2 separate regions of the Homo sapiens genome follow, and region 1 is linked to region 2. A link is a loop called in an ENCODE intact Hi-C map of the cell type or tissue named here. Cell type or tissue: ascending aorta. All regions are shown on one strand. Each heading gives the region's core, and the rest is flanking DNA. Links, peaks and the distances in the headings are about the cores only.

Region 1 (8,350 bases), core at 279-8,278, 49 kb after region 2:
CAAAGTGACAAATATTGTCAGTTCTTTCTTATATTACATCATAAATCAGTAGAATTCAGATTTATATTCCAATAGGGATTACAATAAAATTTGACAAGACGAACCTAAAACTTAAAATTAAAAAAAAATGTGAAAATCACCAGAACAAATTTTACTTCATTAAAAAATTAATAGCATTATTGAAATATAATTGACATACAGTAAAGTGCATATATTTAAGTGCATACATTTTGATAAATTTTGACCCTACAGTTAAGACAGTGAACACATACATCATTCCTAGAAGTTTCTTTGCATCCTTTGTAATCCTTCCCTTCCGACTCTCCCTACCACTGGATGGGTATAGATAGATTTGTAAATTAATGTTTTTTGTCTTTCATTATTTTAAAGATGTTGCTCCACTATCTGCAGGTTCTTGTTGTTTTGGATAAGAAATCTGATGCCATCCTCATCTTTATTTCTTTACGTTATATAATGTCTGTTTTTCTCTGCTTTTAAAATGTTGTCTTTATCACTAGCTTTAGGCCATATGATTATGATATGCTTGGTGAAGATTTAAAATTATGCGTCTTTCGACCTTTGGGTTTGTTGAACTTTTTCATACTGTGCACTATAGGGTTTTTTTTTTCTGTTTTTAAAATCAAATTTGTAAGATATTTTAGTCACAACCTCTTTAGCTTTTTTTTTCTGTACCATTTCTCTCCTTTCCTCCTGGGATACTAATCACACATAAGGTAGGCTGCTTGAAGTTGTCACGCTGTTCCCTTATCTTCTCTTCATTATTATTTTTTAGGGTTTTGCTGTTTCATATTCTATAGTTTCTATTTCTATGTGTTCCAGTTTATTGATTATTTCTCCTGCAATATCCAATCAGCCATCAAATCCTTCCAGAGTATTTTTTATTTCTGTACGAATTTTCAGTTTTGGAATTTTGATTTGGAGTATTTTTTAACCTTCTATGTTTCTACTTAACATGCTCAATCTTTCCTCTAGCTTTTCAGTCATGTGAAACACAGCTATAATAAGTATTTTAATGCCTATTAATAATAATGTGTGTGTTAATTCTAGTTTGCTGCTGATTGGTTGCTTTTCCGCCTAATTTGGGGTTGGATTTTCCTGCTTTTTATATGGTTTTTCTATAGAATGCCAGCCATTGTTGATTTTATCTTCTTAGGTGCTGGGGATTTTTTCATTGCGATAAATACGAATGACCTTTGTTCTGAGATGCAGTTAAGTTATTTAGGAAGAGTTCTTATTCCTGAGATTTATTAGGTAGTATCACAGCAGTATGTATACTAGAGTAATTAGAGGTGTCTTAGGTTCCTTGGATTTCCAGCTTTATCATCTCAAATCAGGAAGTCTACCAGGCTGTGTCTGGGTCTTTTCTTCCTGCTCCACTGGCTGGAATACTGAAGGCAGTAAGCTGTGGCAACTGCAGAGCTAAGCTTGTTTATTTCCTATTTTTCAGTGATCATTGTCCTTTTTTCCTGATATCCAATATCTTGAAAACTATAGTTTCATATATTTTACCCTGATTTTCATTGTTTCTGCTAGCAGGGTAAACCTGGTCCTTTTTGTTCTGTCTCAGTTGAAAGTATAAATAAACCAAGATGATTTGGAGCAAAAGATGTGAGAAAATTTGCTCTATAAGAAAATACAGTCATGTATCACTTAATTACAGGGATTCATTCTGAGAGCAGTAGGTTAGCTTACACCAGCGTCATCACAAACACATGAGTAATGCATTGCACTATAGTGTTAGGATGGCCATGATATCACTGGGTGAGAGGAATTTTTTTCAGTTCCATTATAATCTTATGGGACCACTCTCAAACAGACAATTCATTGTTGACCAAAACAATGGTATGCAGTCAGTGCATGACTAATTAAAATACTGGTTATTTGGTGTGAAATTAAACAAATTCTATTGGAAAGAAAATGACCTGTATTTGTATGGAAAATTAGCACTGAGTTATTGTAACTTTTTGACTTAGTTAAGAACCTATAGACTACTTAAAAATGGTATTGGAAACATTGACAAGTATTTGGCAAAACTAGAATTATATACCTTCTTCACTTCAATCACAAACATACAATTCTAATTGGATTAAAGATCTAAAATAGAATATACAAAATCATAAAATTTGTAAAAGAAAATAATTTCAGAACTGTGAGTTATTGAAGCTTTCTATAAACTAAAATTATAAGCCATAAAGCTAGATTAACAAATTTCACTATGTTAAAATTAAAAATGTCTCTGCCATCAAAAAAACTTCACCATTAACAATGTTAAAAGATAAACGACAGATGAGAACAAGTGCACATAAAACAGCCATTGGATTAATATTAAAATACGTAAAGGTTTACCAAATAATAAAAATAATAGGCCAATGGAAAACAGAGCAGAAAATATAAACAACTGTAGCATTTAACAACAGAAAATACATATAACCAAGGACATATGAAGTAGAGTCAAGCATTTTAAAAATACACATTGGTGGCCGGGCGCAGTGGCTCATACCTGTAATTTCAGCACTTTGGGAGGCTGAGGCAGTCGGATCATGAGGTCAGGAGATAGAGACTATCCTGACCAACATGGTGAAACCCTATCTCTACTAAAAATACAAAAATTAGCTGGGCGTGGTGGCGTGTGCCTGTAATCTCAGCTACTTGGGAGGCTGAGGCAGGAGAATCACTTGAACCAGGGAGTTGGAGGTTGCAGTGAGCCAAGATCGCGCCACTGCACTCCAGCCTGACAACAAAGTGAGACTCCATCTCAAAAAATAAAAAAAAAAGAAAGAAAGGAAGAAAGAAAGAAAGAAAGAAAAAGAACGAAAAGAAAGAAAAAATTGGCAAAAATTAGTTTGTTAATATCAAATGTAAAGCTATGGGAAATAAGTAGCCCCCCCCAAATTTAAACATTACATGTCTAATGACCAGTTTTATTTCTTATTATTATACACTCAGATTTAATACCACGGTTAAGAACAAGAGGAATAAACAGAGATTTTCATGGCAATATTGTTTATTATAAAAAATTTGAAAACAAATTATATTTCCATCATTGGGAAAATAACTAAACTACAAATAAATTGCATGCATAGTATAGCATACACTATATAAGGTTAAAAAGTGACACAGAAAAGTCTCCAAAGGGATTATGATGGTGAGAGAAGGCAGTAGGAAGCAATTATCATAATAAAGCATTTAGCATGATGAAGTATCCATCAGAAACACAAACACACACAGCAACACTGTACACTTCTCTAAATAGTTGCTTGTATGAGTACATGTGTATTTAACACATTAAAAAGCCTAAAAATATACCTGTTAAATGATAATCTGGGATAAAAAGAGGTATTACATGTAGTAGTCAAAAAGCATTTAACCTTAACCTATAATATTTCATTTTTTATCAGTGACAATGCATTCTACATTGCTTGTGTAATTCTATAAATATTACTATACAAACCAGTGCTAAAATGAATTATAATATGGGAATAAGCATGCATATGGGGTCTGTATATGCATGCTAGGAGGCCACTTAGTGGAATGTAGTGGGTGCCTCTTATTTTTGTACACAGCATCCCTTTCTCCTTTTCCAGTTAATAGGACAATTAAATTCCTTTTTATAGTTTTATTTTGCATAAACTAATTCAAATTGGGTTTGTGTCATTTGTAACTGAACAAGTCCTTATTTTCTAACACATTTTCCGTTTTGTTGTCATTGTGTTTTAAAAATGTAAAAACAGCACATTACTATGCAACTTCCAGTTTATCTTGAAGAAATGAGTCACCACCCAAGTATGGAGCATGAGCTTTATCTCACGGGATTGGAAAGGCAGACTGGGAAAGGAATGACACTTTGGAAATTTACTTTGAGAAATGTCTGTATTATTAAACAGAATAAGGTTTTCATTTCTGTATTCTTTCAGCAAAGCTACTAATCTGAGCAACGTGGAATTAAAATTGTAGACTAATAAAAGGTAAGATATATAAGAGTAAAGTATATAAGATTCTAACAATAGAGATTTTGATAATGGGTAGTTGCTTCTTATTTCCCTTCTGTCAACAGCCACGCCTCGAGAGCCCAGCTCCGGGACCCTGGCACCAGGGGAAGCTCCCATGACAGATTACTGTGGTCTCTTGCATGCTGCTATAGATTGCAATACTGAGACCATGATAACCTGCCACTCCCCAAAATATTCTTGTCTTGCCTACTTGCTCAAATATTGGAGGATCTGAAGAAATTACGAAGAAGTTTTGATCCTTAGTAATCAGTGAGGATTGTCCAGAAAAATAGAACCAATAGGATGTGCGTATATATATGTAAATGAAAGAGATTTATTTTAAAGAATTGGCTTATGAGATTTTCCAGACTTGGTGTGTCCAAATTCTGATGAGGAAGCCTGGAAGGCTGAAGACTTAGGAAAGAGTTGCAATTTGTGTCCAAAGGCAGTCTGCTGGTGAGCCAGGAAGAACTGATGTTGCAGATGAAATCTAAAGGTAGGTACTCTGTTGTCAGAATTTCCTCTTGCTTGCAGGAGGTCAGGCTTTTGTCTACACGGGCCTGCAACTGATTGAATGGGGCTTGCCCACATTGTAGGGGATACTCTACTCAAAGTTCACCAGTTTAAAGGTAGATCTCATTGAAAACACCTGCACAGAAACAATCATAATGTACAACCACATATCTGGGCACTGTGGCACAGCTGTGTTGACACATAAAATTAACCATCACACTTAGTCTAACATCTTTCAAGCATTTCCAAATCGGTTTTAATTTACTGGTGGACCTATGACTTATATTGAAAATTTTAAATGAAAATAATAAAATTCTTTTGAAAAATAAAGATAATATAGTTATGTACATTAAAACAAAAACTTTATATGACTACCTGATTATGAAAAATGGTATTAATTAAATAATTATTTTTGGTACATATTTGGAATTTTAATCTTTCTTGGCCATATCTCTAATATTATGTCACTGGAGTTCTTTAGCAAAAAAATATATTTTTAGTATGGTCCTACTTTTTCTTTTTCTTGTAACATTCGTTCAGTATTTTTAAAGTTGTATGTCATGGCAAATCAATTTCTGATAATCTCAGAGCAAATTCTACAAACTGGAAAACACAGTCAATTGTAATTCTTTTCATAAAGAAATACATAAATATTTTAACAGAAGTATTGTCATAAGTATAATATTTTTGTCTCCATGTAGACTACCATGTTGACAAATATTTTTAGAAGACATCAAATAATTTGCCACCATTTATGATTGTGTTTAATATTTTGTCAGATGTAAATGCTGCAAGTACGTAGGGCTTCTGAATGTTATTTCATTCAAGTGGAGGATATAAACATATCCAATACAAATAGAAGTTCCAATTTTTTCATAAGTCAAGATATTCCAAGATGCAATTAAATCTCAAATTTTAATTTCATATGCTCTTTGAGCTCTTGTTTAATTTGATTGGTTCCCGTGTGGCTTTTTAAAGTAAAATTTTGTTGTATGGCATACATACTGAAAAGTGAACAAGTCATAAATTATACAGGTTGGTGAAATTTCACTAAGTGATCAACACCAGTGTAACTACCATGTAGATCAAATCAAGAAATAGATTATTATCAGGTTCCCAGAAAGTTCATCCTCATATCTCCTTCACATCAGTGACTATTGCCTAATGCAGTGACTATTTGCATTCATAGTTGTTGGGGGGTTTTTCAGCTCAGAAAAATAATTATTGCCCATTATCCATATTATTAGGATATTATAATAGTGAAGTAGTTCAGTGTGTATGTGTGTGTGTGTGTGTGTGTGTGTGTGTAAAAGAGAGACAGATAAAAGACAGAGAGATATAGTACCTTCAATTTCTTTTGGATTATGTGTTGCTACGTCATTCATTACATGTTGCTATGTCATTCACAGAAACATCAGGAGTAGACAAGACTGCCTGTTACTGTGTAGCACTCGATCCATTTCTGTTTTGATTTGGAGATGATAAATTAAGGAAACTCTTCTTGGTATGTTCATTTGTGAGGATGGTCAGTGTAAGAATTAGATGCCAGTGTATGTGTAGATCCTTCATACAAAGCCTAGAACAACCATTTGGAAAATTCAGTGCCAATTTCTTGCAGAATAATGTAGTGAAGTGGGTTCCCTGGGTGCCTGGCTGTAGGATGGCAGGTGCCTGGAAATGTAACCAAGAGAACAAAGGGAGAGGCAGGAGGTAAAGGTACTGGGTTGGGAAAACCAATAAATTATACCGTTTTTTAATTCCCGTCCTGAATTTAAAACCAATTAAGAAATAAAACATGGAAAAGACACTGATGAGGACCAAATATTGGTTTTAATAATGATAAAGCTAATTGGAGAATTTGGCTTTAGTTTTCATAACAAAGGACCTGCTAAAACTCAACCCAGGGAAACTTTGGGTCTGATAAGCAAATATACTGATCTGGGATGATGACCTTAAATGGGTGGAGAAGAAATAAAAGAAGATTAATCCCCAGTGCTTATAGATGTTTAATAGATGAGGCTTGTTAATTTACAAACATGGTTCAGTGGTGTCAGATCCTTGCCAACCAACAACAAATACTACACTTTCTATATGGAGAGGAATAGGAAAGGGATGAAGAAAGAGGCCTGAACATCACTCTGCAAGAGAAAACAAAACCAGATAAATGAAGGTTCCTTCCTAATGTTAGTCATCACATATAACCTTTTTACAGAGACTAAATGTATATCTAAATGCTGCCTTGTGTTATGATCAAGATAAGTTTAATGTAATGGTTAAAAACTATGGTAATCACATATGTCTGTATATAGAGAAATTTAATCATCCTCAAAATATAAAAATGAATTATTTGGACAAATTAGTCAATACTTTGGTTGGTGGTCTATATGTTATATTGAAGTATAAATTATTCCAGCCTTTCAAATATATAGATAAATTTTGATTAGTAATGTGATGCCAGAATTCCAGGGATTGTCCATTTCACCCATTGATAATGCTAAGCAACTCTAAGGGACTATGCAGAAACTAAAAAGGCAGGAAAAAGTCATTCGAACAACAAAAGTCATTCGAGCAAGAAAACATGACCTTTATTCCAGAGTAGAATTTAGTATACATTATTAAAAGGTTGATATGCGAGCAACTGTGAAAGAAACTAGTGATTATTAAAGCCAGCATGTCCTCATTAAACAAGTTATGTCACAATAACTACATTTTTTTATAACAAGGTTGTAAGATTAGTAGGCTATGGAAGTTCTAAGAAAAAAATAGAAATAATAAGTGCAAGGGTAACAACAGTGGCAGTAATGTTTACTTTAATCTATTAAGTCTAAGAGTTAATAGACTTAATTGATAGACTTAAAACAACTGGAATGCTGCCTGATACATGGTAAGAGCTTAAAAACAAACTATTTTTATGATTGTCATTATTTTTTAAGAAACTTTAGTTGGGTTAAAATATAACACGTATTATTCATAAAAGATTTTGGAAACGTGTTAAATATTGTCTAAATTGATAAGTTGGAACAGATCGGAACAGATTTTATTGTATATAGGTGAATTTGCAACTGGGTCATAATATTGAAAGAATTTAAGATAAAGAAATAAATTCAGTGGCATAATAAAGGTCTACAATTTAGACTCTTCTCACTGAGCATTTTCATTAATGACTTCAGGAAGGCAAAGTTATTAGATAGAAGATAAAATAAAGCTGAAGGGTAGCAAATCAGGAATCCAAGAACTGTTTCTTTCTAGAAAAACAGGCTGAATGGAATAAAATTAATTATAATAGTGAAAATTGAAGAACAGCACACTTAAGTAAAACAAAAACCCAAAAAAGAACTGTCCATGTGCATTAAGCATCAGTATTACTTAGCATCAGTATTAGTGGGGAGAAAATATTTGTCGAAAAGCAAGCTTATTATGAGTCAAAAACTGTAAAATAAATCTTCAATAAAATAAAGCAATTCTGAGCTTCACTAAATTCTAATTTGTTCTATGTGTCAGAGGTATTGAATAAACATCAATTGATAGAAGATGGGGGAAACCATTTTCACTCAAGCTCTAAACTCACCCTGCCCGTTTATTGACCAGGCTGGAGTGCAGTGTCATAACAGCTTTGAATTCCTGGGCTCAAGTGATCCGCCCACCTCAGCCTCCCCAGAATCTAGAACTACAGGCGTATGCCACTAAGCCTGGCTAACTTTTTTTTTTTTTTTTGCTAGTGACAAGGGTATTGTTATGTTGCTCAGGCTTATCTTAAACTCCTGGCCTCAAGTGATCCTCCTGCCTCAACTTCCTAAATAGTTGGGACTAGTGGCATGCGCCATTGC
Region 2 (8,350 bases), core at 168-8,167:
GAAAAGAGTTTGTGTTCCTTTTTTAATCAGATAGAAATTTTAATAAAAGTATTCAAAAAATGGAGTAACAAAAATGCAACCTTTATCAAATTGAATAATTGAAAACAAAGCTTGCAGATAGAAATTGAAATTTATATCTGCAAAAGCAGGGCAAAATAAATAAATTAAACAATGAGAATTCAAATAATGTATAGGTTGAATTTTGAAGTCCTCTACCTGTGCTTTGAAATATCTCCACTTATGAGAAAAATATTTGATTAAACTCCTATCTATAGCTGTATAAATTAATATTGTGTTCTTGAGTAGATTCAAATTTAGAAAACTTATGATTTTTTTAACATCCAAATTTAGCAAAGACATGGAATCAACCTAAGGGCCCATCAATGGTAGAGTGGATAAAGAAAATGTGGTACATATATACCATGGAATACTATGCAGCCATAAAAAAAGGATGAGATCATGTCTTCTGCAGGAATATGGAGGGAGCTGGAGGCCATATCCTCAGCAAACTAAGACTGGAACAGAAAACCAAATGCTGCACATTCTCACTTATAAGTGGGAGCTAAATGATGAGAACACATGGGCACAAAGAGGGGAACAAAAGACACTGGAGCCTACTTGAGGGTGGAGGGTGAGAGGAGAGAGAAGATCAAGAAAAATGAAACTACTGGCTACTAGACCTAGTACTCAAGTGACTAAATAATCTATACAACAAACCCCCATGACATGAGTTTACCCATATAACAAACCTGCCTTGTATCCCTGAACCTAATAACAGTTAAATAAATAAATTTGATGAGACATCTTAAAAATAAATATTTTGGTGAGTTTTTCTTATCTATAATTTCATAAAACTAATTTATCTGGCAACACAATGTTTCAAAAATTACATAAAATTATTTTAATGCCTCCTTTCATTCTCAAAACTGTCCTGGTACAGATGATAAATTTATGGTCACCCTATATATAATGTCGTGGGAGGTTGCCTGATTGCTTCCCCTAGTGTGATGCAGTGATATTCTTCAAGGCACTGGCTTAGATACTGGAAACAGAAAAGTAGTATTAAAACGATCTCTGCCTCCCAGAAGCTCACAGTGCAATGGAATGAAAAATATTTATTAATTAATGTTATGGGTTCCTGGTTGGAGACATACAAAAATCTCCAGAGAGAACTCCAGTGAGAATGGCTAGCATTGATATTGCAAATATTTTGGCAATTTGATTACTGAGTGGAATGTATAGCTTTTAGAAAATTGACCGTCCAGCAATATATTTCTGAAAGAATTTGTTCTGTGGTGTCAAAGAGAAATTGTACCAGAGTTAAACGGGCAAGGAAGACTTTATTCAAAACGATTACAGTGAAAGTCAAGACTATTGTAATAGGAGTGAGAGATCAAATTCAACTTCTACTGGGAAAAAATGCAGGAGAGTTTTTAAGCACTGGGGTGAGCTAGTGGAGAAGTACTACAGGATGTTGAGGGGGAGGTTGGTCCATGTGATTAGGCCATCTGCGTTTTCTAATTGCGCTTATCCAAGTTTGACTCCTACCCTCCCACCGAAACTGAGAGAGAGGGGCACTATCTTATTTTTGGAAAAGGGGCACCTTTTTCAAAGGGGTGGCTCCCAGGTCCTAGAGAAAGACATTCCTCGGGTGTAAAACTGGCAAGAGGCTGGGAGATGTACATCTCAAAAGGGAAATAGAAAGAATCTACAATTGCAAGTTTCCTAAATTAGATGCTCTCAGTAAATGGAGGTCAGGGGTTTATAGTCAGGAATAAATCTGTTTAAAGTTTAGTCAAGCTAAGGGGAATGTTAAGGCCATCTTGGTCAGTGGATTTCTGAGCATCCATGCATATTTGACTCCAAGTTAGAGGAATACAAGGAAAACTCACTTGCCTGGAATCTCTCCCTACTTCTTCTCCTGCTGGTGAAGTTTATTCTTGTCTGGCAGGTTATAATCCTGTTGGAGTGTATATGGCCACCTAAAGACTGATCATAGGTCTTTAAGATTCAGTTTGAATAAATAAATACTTTTAGTGTTGCTATATAGTCAGCTTGGGAATAGGCTCTTCTCCTTGGACAGACAGCTTCCAGGGTTCCTGTATAGGAAATATTTCACTTTTTCACACTTTAGAGCCAATAAAAATGTACTTTTCTGCAAAAATGATGACAATGACAGGATATAACATCTGCTTTATAAGAGACAGCTGCATACAGTAGCTCCACACTAAATTTAATCTAGTCCTTAATTCTTAGCTGTGTTCCTGAGGGAGCATGACTAAAACCATTGCGTTAGCTTGTTCCCAACGATGATGTCCAATAAAGATGCCAAAAATATTTTAGCATTATTTTTATCTTTGACATTTGAAAGCAAACCACACTTACTGGTAAAATTTTGTTTAACATCTTTACTAATTGCCTTCAGTATGTTAAAAATGTAACCCTTTTAACAGTCATCTTTCCTTTTTGAGGTATTTTGTGCTAATTTAAAATACTGAAAAGGAATAAAATGCACAAGAATAAAATGAGGCAATGTGGTATTCAAACCACTCTCCTTTCTTCTCTGGCTGTGTGAATTTGCTCAAGTTTCTTCATCTCTATGAAGTTCAGTTTTCTACCTGATAAAATTGAAATAATAAAAACATCTCCTCTGCATTCTTGTTTTGAAGGTTGAGGATTATGTATGATAAGTTCTTGAAACATAGTAAGTACCTAACAGTATGTTATTATAGATCTGAAAGCTTCATATATACAGTGTGGCTGTAAGAAGGGACTACTATTGTTTCAAAACTGTAAGGCAGTTTTGAATATACCCATGAGGTATTCTGAGCCCAGATGTGGTTAATTGTTTTTCTTATTCTCACTTTCTTGAAAGAAAATTTTTTTTGAAGATTATAGTACCAAACAGAGAGCTAGAGAACAAATGCACTGCTGGATAATTGATTTGGAGGTAACTTTCATTTATGAGTTGTGAGACCAGGCCCCTGGATTCTGGACTCCAAATTCGGTATTTTTTCAAGAGTATCCAAAGAGACAAGGTCCATTCTTTGATGCAGGACCAAGGTAGCACTAATCCTTGGCTAGTTTTTGGAAGGCAATCTCAAAGCTGGATGTGATACAAACAGAATAGGTATTGGGATAACTCCAGAAAAATTTAGTCTTTCATTAATTCTTGCATGCATGCATGCATTTATTCAAAAAATATTTGTTGAGTACCTCCTACCTAGCCAGCACTATAGCAGGTGTCAGGAATAGACAAAAATAATAATAGCTAATTCTTATTATGCCCTGCTGGTACTAGGAAAGAGTTTAAATACTTTATTGCTCTTTTACTCATTTACACCTCAATAACTCCCTGAAGTCTATATTGTCGCTTTCCCCATTTTATAGATAAGAAAATTGAGTGAAAGAGAAGTTAGAAAACATATATGGTAACATAACATCGTGAAGTCAGAACCCAGGCTTTTGAACACCACTTCATAGTGTCTCCTCTAAAATAATAGTGAGCTAAGCAGACATGGTACTTGACCTTGCCTAGTGAAGGAAAAGAAATTAATCAAATAATCACAATAAGTGTATGATTATAAACAATTATAATGGGGCACATCCAAGAGTAGGAACATTACATAGAGAGAACCTGATAAGTGTGAAGGCACAGGAAGAGCATGAGAAACTGAATAAAGGCCAGGGTGGCTGGGACACAGAGATTCACGGGGGAAAACAGTGCAAAGTACCACCAGAGAGGCAAAATGTTTAGATCCTGTATAAGCCTTAACTTTGGGGTCCAGAATACCTGTGTTCCAATCCCAGCTCTGCCACTTTTTTGCTCTGTATTTGCGGCAAAGGACTTAACATCTCCGAGCTTATGTCTTTATTTTTAAAATAAGGATAATAATAAGATCTACCTCACAAAGTTACTGAAGTCAACAGATGAGTTATTTTATGTCTGGCACTTAGCATAGTGCCTGGCACATTATAAAACTAAATAAAGATTAGTTATTATGATGATTATATGAAATTATAAAAATACTTTAAATTTTATAAATTATAAAATATACAATTTCAATTCACTTACTGAATCTGATTCTTTTCTTTAGCCTGAATTAATTCTCTAATTTATAGACTTAATATTTATAGAGCAGGATGTGAGCTAAACTGTTCTGCTTTCTTCAGCAGACCCTAGACGAGAAAAAAATTTTAAAAGATAGTTTAAAGTAACAAATGTGTTAGTTGTTATAATAACCCAACTCCATTACCTTACATATGCACAGACACATGCTCTGGCACAGGCATTTGTGTGTGTGTGTGTGAGTGTGTATGTGTGCACTGTAGTTCAGACAAGCTTTCCATATTCCAGTTGGATCAAGCCGGTAAATCTGACATAGTCCAGGTCCCCAGGTAATTCCCCAGAGTGCAATTATGTTGAAACCCCAAATCACTGGCACTACTGCATCACAGTTGTTAAAACAACCCCAGAAAAGCTACACAAATGAATGAATTTCCAAATTTAGCCTGAGTGATTGCTTAGAGCAGTGACTATCATTCTAAGGAATGCAGGGGGTTAGTGCAAGGTATTGCCGAAGTAGGTGGCGGATTTCCTCCTTACACAAAACTATGATAGTTAGTGGGTTTGTAAAAACTCAGCAGAAATAAAATTCTTCATTTATTTTGTTTCCACGAGTAGAAAACAGGAGAATTTCTCTTTTTCTCTTTGTGATCAAGAGGAAGGTAGCAGTGATACCAGAGTCATCTCACAAAATGCCAAGTGAGTGGAGCTGATCCATTGGCACAGGTGACAGAAGCCTGCTTCATTACCCCCAAGCAACAGGTTTTTGTCAGCGGAAGGAATAGTCAAAGAATTTTCTGTATAGGTTATCACCCTAATAAGCCCACTGTAAAAAACACCTTAGGAAGAATTTATTGATAGTCAGCACAACGCAAGTCTAAACAGAGGCTGCAAACTGAGTGGGTGTGGAAGAGGCTTGAGGAAATAGGCTATTCATAGAGAACAGGGAGGTGCTTGCAAACAGGGAAGTTGGAGATATTCCATAAAAAGATTTTTCCTAGGGCTGTGTCATTTTGAAAAAATTTAAGTGCCTCTTTAAGCAAAAGATTGTTGGTTCCCAATCCCTGCAATAAGCCATCTGGCCTTGGGTGAGGCTATTGCCATATGGATGGTCATTTTATCTGAGGAGCAACCAAGAGCACTATGAAAAAAAAAACATGTAATAATGATCTCTAATTGACTATATAGTCTAATTTTAAAAACTATGGCAAACTCAAAGACTTCAAAGTGCTACAGGGAAAATTTGCACATGGCTGATGCCTTATCTGCCTTCCTACTCTCTACATCTCAGTCTCAGCATGCAGCTGGTCACATCTGCTTGCATGGGTCTTTATGCTGCCAGTCAAGCTGTGTGGAGAACAGGCAGCATGACTGGGTACATGGCCGCAGGTGCATCAGTAACTCCTCTAGGTAGGAACAAATAAAGTTTATGTTTGGAACAACCAACTGGAAACTCAGGAAACCCTCTTTAGTAAACATTGTAAGAAAACTTGGCATAGTTCCAAAGACAGTGTACTGTCATTTACTTTGTTTAAGGAGAAAACTTATTTTCCCAATGTGTTTTCAAAAATTTCTGATCATTATGTTTAGCTATCCAAATAGTCTAAGAAGTCAAACAAATCAGTCCTTTGCTACAGTTACCATCAACGGGATACAAAGAAATGGATATTATTTTAATAGCCAATTGCTTTCCAAAGCTACTTGAGGAATAAATATGACTTAACAGAAAATATTTGATGTTTCACTAAATTAAAGATAATGGATATCCTTGTTTTTATAAAGGGATCTAAGTCTATTGAAGATTTGAGCTGCATTCTTTCTGAAATGTGTGCATACTGATTCATTCAATTTTGAAGTAATTTATCACTTTTACAAATTAAATGACTTTCCTCTGCTTCTCACACAATGAAGTTATGTGTGAAAATTAACTAGGCCAGGCGCGGTGGCTCACGCCTGTAATCCCAGCACTTTGGGAGGCCGAGGCGGGTGGATCACGAGTTCAGGAGATGGAGACCATCCTGGCTAACACGGTGAAACCCCGTGTCTACTAAAAATACAAAAAATTAGCCAGGCGTGGTGGGGGGCGCCTGTAGTCCCAGCTACTCGAGAGGCTGAGGCAGGAGAATGCATGAACCCGGGAGGCGGAGCTTGCAGTGAGACTAGATCACGCCACTGCACTCCAGCCTGGGCGACAGAGCAAGACTCCATCACAAAAAAAAAAAAAGAAAAAAGAAGAAAAAAAAAGAAAATTAACTAATGGGCTGGGCATGGTGGCTCACGCCTGTAATCCCAGCACTTTGGGAGGCCCAGGCAGGTGGATCACGAGGTCAGGAGATTGAGACCATCCTGGCTAATACAGTGAAACCCAATCTCTACTAAAAATACAAAAAATTAGCCGGGCATGGTGGCGGGCGCCTGTAGTCCCAGCTACTCGGGAGGCTGAGGCGGGAGAATGGCCTGAACCCGGGAGGCGGAGCTTGCAGTGAGCCGAGATCATGCCACCGCACTCCAGCCTGGGCGACAGAGCAAGATTCAGTCACCAAAAAAAAAAAAAAAAAATTAACTAATGATTCTGCAATTTAATGCTCTTTCTTGAAAGAACACTCTAGGGAGTTTTATTCTGATATGCTGCTAAAGTTTAGGATATGTTTATTAATTTACAACATCCATATAAATGATTTCTGAAATTAAGAAGGGAAATGCACTCTAATTTGCCAATGTGATTGGCTTTTGTAAAATTCTTTCCAAAAAGTCACTTGAATATCCTTGATATTATACAATGAAATATCTTTATAGACTCTTACCATAACTCAGTGTTCCTGATGATTTTGTCTGTGATTATTAAACATTTTACTATCACAGAAATAGAAAAAAAATTGAAATTCCTATGAAACCACAGAAAACCCCAGATATTAAAAAAAAAAAAACTTGAACAACAACAACAAAAAAACAAATTTGGAGACACTACCCCACCTGATCTCAAAATATATTACAAGGCTATAGTATTCAAAACAAGATACTGGCATAAAAACAGATATATAGATGAATGGAACAGGAAAGACAGCCCATAAATAAATCCATGCATTTACAGCCAATTGATCTTTAACAAAGGTGCCAAGAACACAAACTGAGAAAAGAACAGTCTTTTCAATAAATGAGATTGGGAAAATTGGAAATCCATGTGCAGAAGAATGAAATTAGACCCTTATCTCACACCATACACAAAAACCAACTAAAAATGGATTAAAGACTTAAACATAAGACCTGAACATGTAAAACTACTAGGAGAAAAACAGGAAAAAAATACTTTTTGAAATTTAGTCTAAGCAAAGATTTTTTGAATATGATCCCAAAAGCATAAGTGACAAAAGCAAAAATAGACAAATGGGATTGCAACAAACTTTAAAAAGCTTTTGCACAGCAAAGAAAACAATAGAGGGAAAAGAAAACCTACAGAATGGAAGAAAACATACAGAATGAAAAAATATTAACCACTGATAAGGGGTTAATATCCAAAATATATAAGAGACTTGCTATGGCTTTGATGTTTGTCCTCTAAACCTCATGTTGACATTTAATTCCCAGTGTTGGAGGTGGGGCCTAATGGGAGGTGTTTAGGTCATGAGGTGAATTCCTCATGAACAGATTAATGTCCTCCCATGGGGGTGAGTGAGTTCTCATTCTTTTGCTCCTGAGAGATCTGGCTGTTAGAAAGATCCTGGAACCTTTTCCCTTTCTCTCTCTCCTGCACCTCTGCCCAAACACTCCCCTGTGCCTTCCACTGTAAGTGCAAGTGGCCTAAGATCCACACTAGATGCAGATGTCCAATCTTGAACTTTCTGGCCATCAGAATAGTAAGCCAAATAAACTTTTTTTTCATAAATTACTCAGCCCCAGGTGTTCCTTGATAGCACACAAAATGGACAAGACCAAACTCAAATAACTCAACAGCAAGACAAAAAATTACTCAATCTAAAAAGTGGGCAAAGAACCAAAAACAGATATTTGTCAAAAGAAGACACACAAATGGCTAACAGGTGTATGAAAAAAAAAAGTTCAACGTCACCAAGTATAAGGAAAATGCAAATTAAAAACACAGTGATATCACCTCACACCTGTTATGATGGCTGTTATCAAAAAGATGGAAGATAATAAGTATTGCCAAGGATGTGTAGAAAAGATAACACTCACATACTGTTGGTGGGAAGGTAAAACTAAAAACAGAACTACCATATGATCCAGAAATCCCACTACTGGGGATTTATAAAATAAAAATGAAATCAG

What was found. A loop is a pair of places that touch in the nucleus more often than their neighbours do. Peaks named below come from ENCODE experiments on the same cell type or tissue, not always from the same donor. Only the 100,000 strongest peaks of a DNase experiment are listed, where the experiment ranks them.
Region 1: it touches region 2 in a loop (2.2-fold over the local background); 3 of 110 quality-filtered maps call a loop at or near these places.

Annotation. Positions count from the first base shown.
Region 1 is chr5:130,333,577-130,341,926 of GRCh38, forward strand. LOC105379171 (a long non-coding RNA gene) reads left to right here and starts at 3,833. Exons shown (of 4, transcript XR_001742880.1): 1 at 3,833-4,506. In ascending aorta, for the core only: no CTCF peak of the experiment used is centred there; no DNase peak of the experiment used is centred there; H3K4me3 peaks cover 612 bases; H3K27ac peaks cover 1,016 bases.
Region 2 is chr5:130,284,857-130,293,206 of GRCh38, forward strand. No RefSeq gene overlaps it. Among named protein-coding and RNA genes, the nearest start is that of CHSY3-AS1, 380 kb to the left of the region's middle. In ascending aorta, for the core only: no CTCF peak of the experiment used is centred there; a DNase peak (open chromatin) is centred at 4,415; H3K4me3 peaks cover 453 bases; H3K27ac peaks cover 1,415 bases.